Regions from separate parts of the Mus musculus genome. Here region 1 is linked to region 2. Evidence: chromatin loops called from intact Hi-C (ENCODE). Cell type or tissue: heart. All regions are shown on one strand. Each heading gives the region's core, and the rest is flanking DNA. Links, peaks and the distances in the headings are about the cores only.

Evidence for each region. A loop is a pair of places that touch in the nucleus more often than their neighbours do. Peaks named below come from ENCODE experiments on the same cell type or tissue, not always from the same donor. Only the 100,000 strongest peaks of a DNase experiment are listed, where the experiment ranks them.
Region 1: a loop joins it to region 2, with 3 times the contacts of the local background. A loop is called at or near these places in 13 of 42 quality-filtered maps.

Annotation. Positions count from the first base shown.
Region 1 is chr10:18,318,196-18,321,102 of GRCm38, reverse strand. It overlaps a transcript of Nhsl1 not described here. Among named protein-coding and RNA genes, the nearest start is that of Ccdc28a, 85 kb to the right of the region's middle. In heart, for the core only: CTCF peaks have their summits at 1,754 (motif pointing right) and 2,551; DNase peaks (open chromatin) are centred at 1,832 and 2,462; H3K4me3 peaks cover 2,205 bases; H3K27ac peaks cover 1,434 bases.
Region 2 is chr10:18,232,625-18,235,531 of GRCm38, reverse strand. It overlaps Ccdc28a (coiled-coil domain containing 28A), which reads left to right and starts at 551. Exons shown (of 6, transcript NM_144820.4): 1 at 551-680. In heart, for the core only: a CTCF peak has its summit at 1,422 (motif pointing right); no DNase peak of the experiment used is centred there; H3K4me3 peaks cover 856 bases; H3K27ac peaks cover 681 bases.

The sequences.
Region 1 (2,907 bases), core at 265-2,764, 86 kb before region 2:
CAGTCATGACTATATGAGTCTCCATCTAAAAGGAGGAGGTAGAGGAGGAAATATATTCAAATGCAAAGCAAAACTAGCAAAATAAGCGGTCTCTTTCCTCAGTTTATTTTTACTTTATGTGCTGGTGTTTTGCCTGTGTGTATGTCTGTATGGGGTGTTGGATCCCCTAGCAACTGGACTTACAGGGAGCCATGATCTGCAATGGTGATGCTGGGAATTGAACCAGGGCCCTCTAGAAGAGAGCAGCTAGTGTCCTTAACCTCTGAGCCATCTCTCCAGCCAGCAAGGAAAGAGTTTTAACATCAAGGAATATTGTTTATTTTTCTACAGGTTATCTTAAAATTGTAATTGGCCTTGTTCTGCAATTACAGAATGGGGCAACACTCCATTCCATGTAACTAGAATGTGTTCTCTTTGTTTTGTTTTGTTTACTTCCCTTAGAGTTCTTCACCCAGTAGTTAGAGCGGCCTCACCACACTGCACGTCAGGGATGACAGTCTCACTCACCCAGGTGCACACACCCAACACAAAAAGGCACAGAAACAAACAGGACTGCCAGGTTTACAGTGAAGGTCCCCTAGGACAGCACATCCTATGCATGAGGTCATCGTTCACATGAACTAAATAGATTCTGATTATGTTCCGTACAAATTATTAGGTCATTTTGACTCCACGCCCCTTCTCATCCCCTCCCACTCTCCTGGGTTGAAAGCTGTCCACCACTTAAAAGCTGTGTGTTTTAGCATAACCAGAAATGCACAACTTAGGAAACACATTACAGCGGCATATGTAAGTAGTAGATTCAAATTTGTGAAAATTCGAACTCCTAAGCTTCGAGATGGTTAAACGTGACTTGGGTTTTCAAGCTGGAAAACAAGCTACTCCGGATTACACACGTATGAAGTGATTCTAAGTCGGGCCATTTTTCATGCAGAGCTGCTGAAACCTAGGCGTGGGCTGTTATACCAGTATCTCCCCTCCCACCCGGCAATCCATCAGCCATCCCCAATTTACTCTTTGCACTAAGTAGCATGAACAAGTTCACCTACTGGAAAGGGAGAAACCACCCAGGCATCACACTGAAAGTTTCTTAGTTTAGGCCAGCAGGAAATTCCAGTCCCTTCATTCATCAGAGCCAGTTAAAGCTGCTGAAAAGAGATGGGCACTTGGAGATTACAATGTCAAGACATAGACTTAATCTGGGGGGTTGAAGAGGGCCAAAGACAGAGTCCCAGCTCAAGGTCAAGGTCCTCTGAATAACAAAGAACCAGTGGCCACTCTGGAAAAGGAAACAAAATTCAAGGCTAAAAGTAAAAACCTCAAGTTTGTGTGCTTTCTTTGGAAGGTAATGCCACAGGTACAATACCTGCGGGGGGCGCGGGGGGTGGGGTGTTGCGCAGCTGTGACAAGCTGCTGCAATCCTCGCTTGGTCCCCAGAGATTGTCCACAAACTGATCCTCAAGTGTGAGGTGTCCACCGCTTAAAAGCTGTGTGTTTTAGCACATAGCAATAGTAATGACTTCGACAGGACACCATCACTTGTGCCATAGCTGTTGCTGCTCGTCAGTTTCCCACTGACAGAGCAGAGGAATGGCACTCCCAAAAGCCACACTCTGCGCCCACTCCAAGTCAGTTTTTTGGAGGCCAGAATCGGGGCTCATCACACGTATATTGCTACCTGGACTGCCTCCCCACCCGAGCCACCGACACCCGTGGGCTCCCGAGGAGGTCAGAAAGCTGAGCCTGGGCCGCCAGGGGGCGGGAGGCAGCAGCTGGCCGAGCGCCTCTGTGCCGCGGTGCCCTCCCCGGGGCCACCAGCCACTCACGGATTTTCACTCGCCGGTGGTCCAGACGCGCGGCGGCGGCGTGCAGGGCGTCCAGGCGACGGTGCAACTCGGCGGTGCGGTGACCCAGCGCAGCCGCCTGGCCCTCGAGCTCCCCGAAAATGTCCCCAGCGCAGCGCGACAGGTCGGCCAGCTGGGCGAGCAGGCAGACCAGGGTGTGCGAGCTGACCTGCTCCAGCGAGCGGAAGAGCGGCGGGTCCCCAGCCCGAGCCAGTGCCGCCTCGTCGGGCCGGCGCAGCCGTGCGGGCTCTACGCTTCGTTGGTGGAAGGGCATGGCTGGGCACGCGGGGTGCCGGCGGACCGGCGATCACGGAGTTCACGCCGGGCCCCGGGGACGATGGGCGCGGGTCCGCATCCAACACAAAGGAGGGTCCCGGGGCAGCTGCCGCGGGGACGAGGCCGGGCGGCGAGGAGGCGCAGGGACCGCGCGGAGACCCTAACCCGGTGCCGCGCGGCTGCTTGCCTCCTCCGGGGCTCTGGAGCAGCGCGGCCGAGAAAGTTCCCGGAGCAGCTCCCGGGCGGCCGCGGCGGGCCCCGCTGAAGTTTGCAGGCAGGAAAGCGCCTCGGCTCCTTCCCTCCCTCTGGATTGGAGAGGGAGGAGGAAGCGGGGGAAGTGCCGCCGCCACGGGCGCGAGGGAGGGCGGCCGGAGAAAGGGAAGGGGGAGGAGAAAGGCCGGCTGGGAACCACCTGCGGCTCCCGCGCCCGCCGCGCCCTGCGCCCAGGCCGTTGGCCGCCCGGCGCCCCAGCGCACCCTGCTGGGGCGGCCGCGCAGTCCCGGAGCTCCGGGTCGCCGCCCACGCCCCCAGCCGAGCCCCCGGGCGCCGGGGCCCAGTCGCCGCCCGCACCCCAGGCCCGAGTGGGGCGCTGCGCGGGCGTCGCAGAGGCGCCGGACTGCGGGGCCAACCAAGAACTCGGCAGCTCACCTGCGCTGCTGCGGTGGCGGCTGAGGCTCCGTCCTGCCTCCCTGGAAACGCTGGGCGGCTCGTCTGAGCCCCCCTGGTCTCTCTCCTGCAAAGCTCTCAAGACTTCTGGGACGCTTTTGTGGACCTCGTGGAAGACCTC
Region 2 (2,907 bases), core at 286-2,785:
CGAGACTTGGTCAAAAAAAGGCAAAGAAAACGAAGAAAGACTGATAGACAGACAGACAGGTACACAGAAAACCTAAACGCACTCACCCCACCCCCACCACACCCAACTGCAATGCTTGGATACTGGCTATTTACAGAATCACACTTGGCGGCACAGCATCAGGGATGCTGAACCCAATACCGCTTCTCAAGCCAAACTAAAAGCAGCCAATCCGAGGTGTGGATCCGCCGCAAGGGGACAATAGGCTCCGCCTTCGATTTGTTCGAAAGGCATGCTGGGAATTGCAGTGCATGGGGCGGTCCTTCACCGAGGTGGCTGGCCGCTTCCGGTGAGGACAATATACAGCCAGTTTCCATGAGGCCATGAGACAGGCAGAAGTGGAGTGGCCAACAACAACTCCTCTTTCCCGCAGCCGCTGGAGCCATACCTGAAGGCGGCTATGGGAAGACGGAGCCCAAAGCAGAGACGCGAGCATCGCTAAGGGACCTGGGAGAGGCGGGGCTTTTCGCCTCTCGGAGGGCCCCGCCCAGATTACGTCACTTCCGTAAACAAAGGGCGCTTGCCTGGGTTTGTGACCCAGGCAGACGAGCTGGGCTCTTGATGCAGCCCTGGCGGAGGCTTTGAACGCTCTCTTACTTTTCCTAGCCGAGGAAGGGTAACCACAGCCTTTTCTCCCTCCGGTATGTAATGGGGTAAGGGGACCCCGCAACCTGTTCATTCGAGCCCCTCAGCACCTGCTCTGGTCACCGCTGAGTGTAGATGGGTCATCGCAGGGCTGGGTTGCGGAAGGGAAATGAATGAGGCAAAGTCCAGAGGCACCTCTGGTGATTCTGGTTGGCAGCGAGGCCTGACATTCAACCGTGAGCAGTTCGTCCCCTCTGGAAAGGTCCCTCGTGTTTGTCATACAAGAAGGATTTCAGGGTCTTGTGACAGATGTTATCTTTCAGAAAAGAGGACATCGCAAGCTTGGTCCCTCGGGGACCATTGGTTTATTGGCGATGCTTTATGTATTAACTGGTTTTTGCTTTTTCCTCCTCTTTTGTTACCAAATGTGTATTAGCATCCATAGATTTGAAGGTTAGCGTGTTTATATGTATCACCAATTATACAGATCCTCATCTCTTGGAAACCTGCTCCGTCATCTTCAAAGTTTTATTTAATCTGTATTACAGCTAAACAATTCCCGAATGACTCAAGTGGATTCGCTCTTGGTATCTGAGACAAGAGACTGAATGCTGTACCCTTTTCCAAGAAAAACCCACATCAGCTAGCAAAACAAAAATAAATTACCTGTATAATTCCCGACTAATTCTTTTAGGAGTGACAGAAGTCAGTTTCAGTCTTTTAAAATAGTCATGGCAGGACTAAATTCAACACTTTTAGATTTTAAATTTTATTAGATGACTGTGTACAGGTGCACACTGTGCCCCTGGAGGCCAGAAGAGGGCACTGGATACCTTGGGACAGAAGTTACTGTCATAAGCAGCATTGTTGGGCCTGGAAATCAAAAGAGACCTCCGAAAAGAGTAGTCAGTGCTCTTAACTGCAGAGCCATCTCTTAAGCCCCACAGTATTTTTTAAACGACCAGAGATCCTGAGTTCAATTCCCAGAAACCACATGATGGCTCACAATCATCTGTAATGGGATCTGATGCCCTCTTCTGGTGTGTTTAAAGAGAGTAACACTATACTCACATACATAAAGTAAATCTTTTTAAATTCATAGTGCAGTTAACGATTTGAAGGGGGGAACAGGTATGCATTTTCTGACACTTTTTTGTGATAAATTAATAATAGAATTAAGAAAATTCAAATCGAAAGAGCTAGACTTGTGGCACATGCCCATCCTTCCAGGACTCACTCAAGAGCCGAGGGAGAAGGATCATCACAGGTTGGAAACCAGCGTGGCTTACGTAGTAATTTCTCAGCCAGCCAAGGACATAGAGCAGAATTGTTTTTCAAAAAGAAAAGGTGAAGCTGTGCACACTTTTGATGCCTTTAATCCCAGGAGGGATAGAGCTATGCCTTTAATGAGTTCGGGCCAGCTGAGTCTACAGAGCAAATTTCAGGTCAGCCAAAGCTACATAGTGACACCTTGGGGGGAGAGAGAGAGAGATATCTAGGAGTGGTGGTTAATAGCATGTAAATAAAATGTATATTATGTAAGCCTTCAAGGTGCAGCTTAGTCCGCTGGTGCCCTGATTATACATGTATTTGAGTATGGTTTAGAAGGGAGATCTAAAGGCCAGATAAAGGCCCAGTGAGGCTGAGGAGTTACATGGGCGATTTGTTTATACTGGTCACTTATATAATGGTGGCCTCTTGAGGTTAAGGGCTTTGGCTAATTCATTGCTGCTTTCCCAGGACTGACGACAGTGCCTGGCTTGTAGAAGAGAGACAGTAGATACTTAGAAGATGTGTGAATAGAGAAAATGCTTTTTAAAAAATTATTAGACAGGGCTGGAGAGATGACTCAGCGGTTAAGAGCACTAGCTGCTCTTCCAGAGATCCTGAGTTCAATTCCCAGAATTGAACATGGTGGCTCACAATCATCTGCAATGGGATCTGATGCCCTCTTCTGGTATGTTTAAAGAGAGTAACATTATTGTCTTAGTTAGGGTTTCTATTCCTGCACAAACATCATGACCAAGAAGCAAGTTGGGGAGGAAAGGGTTTATTCAGCTTACACTTTCATACTGCTGTTCATCACCAAGGAAGTCAGGATTGGAACTCAAGCAGGTCAGGAAGCAGGAGCTGATGCAGAGGCCAGGGAGGGATGTTCTTTACTGGTTTGCTTCCCCTGGCTTGCTCAGCCTGCTTTCTTATAGAAACCAGAACTACCAGCCCAGAGATGGTCCCACCCACAAGGGGCCTTTCCCCCTTGATCACTAATTGAGAAAATGCCTT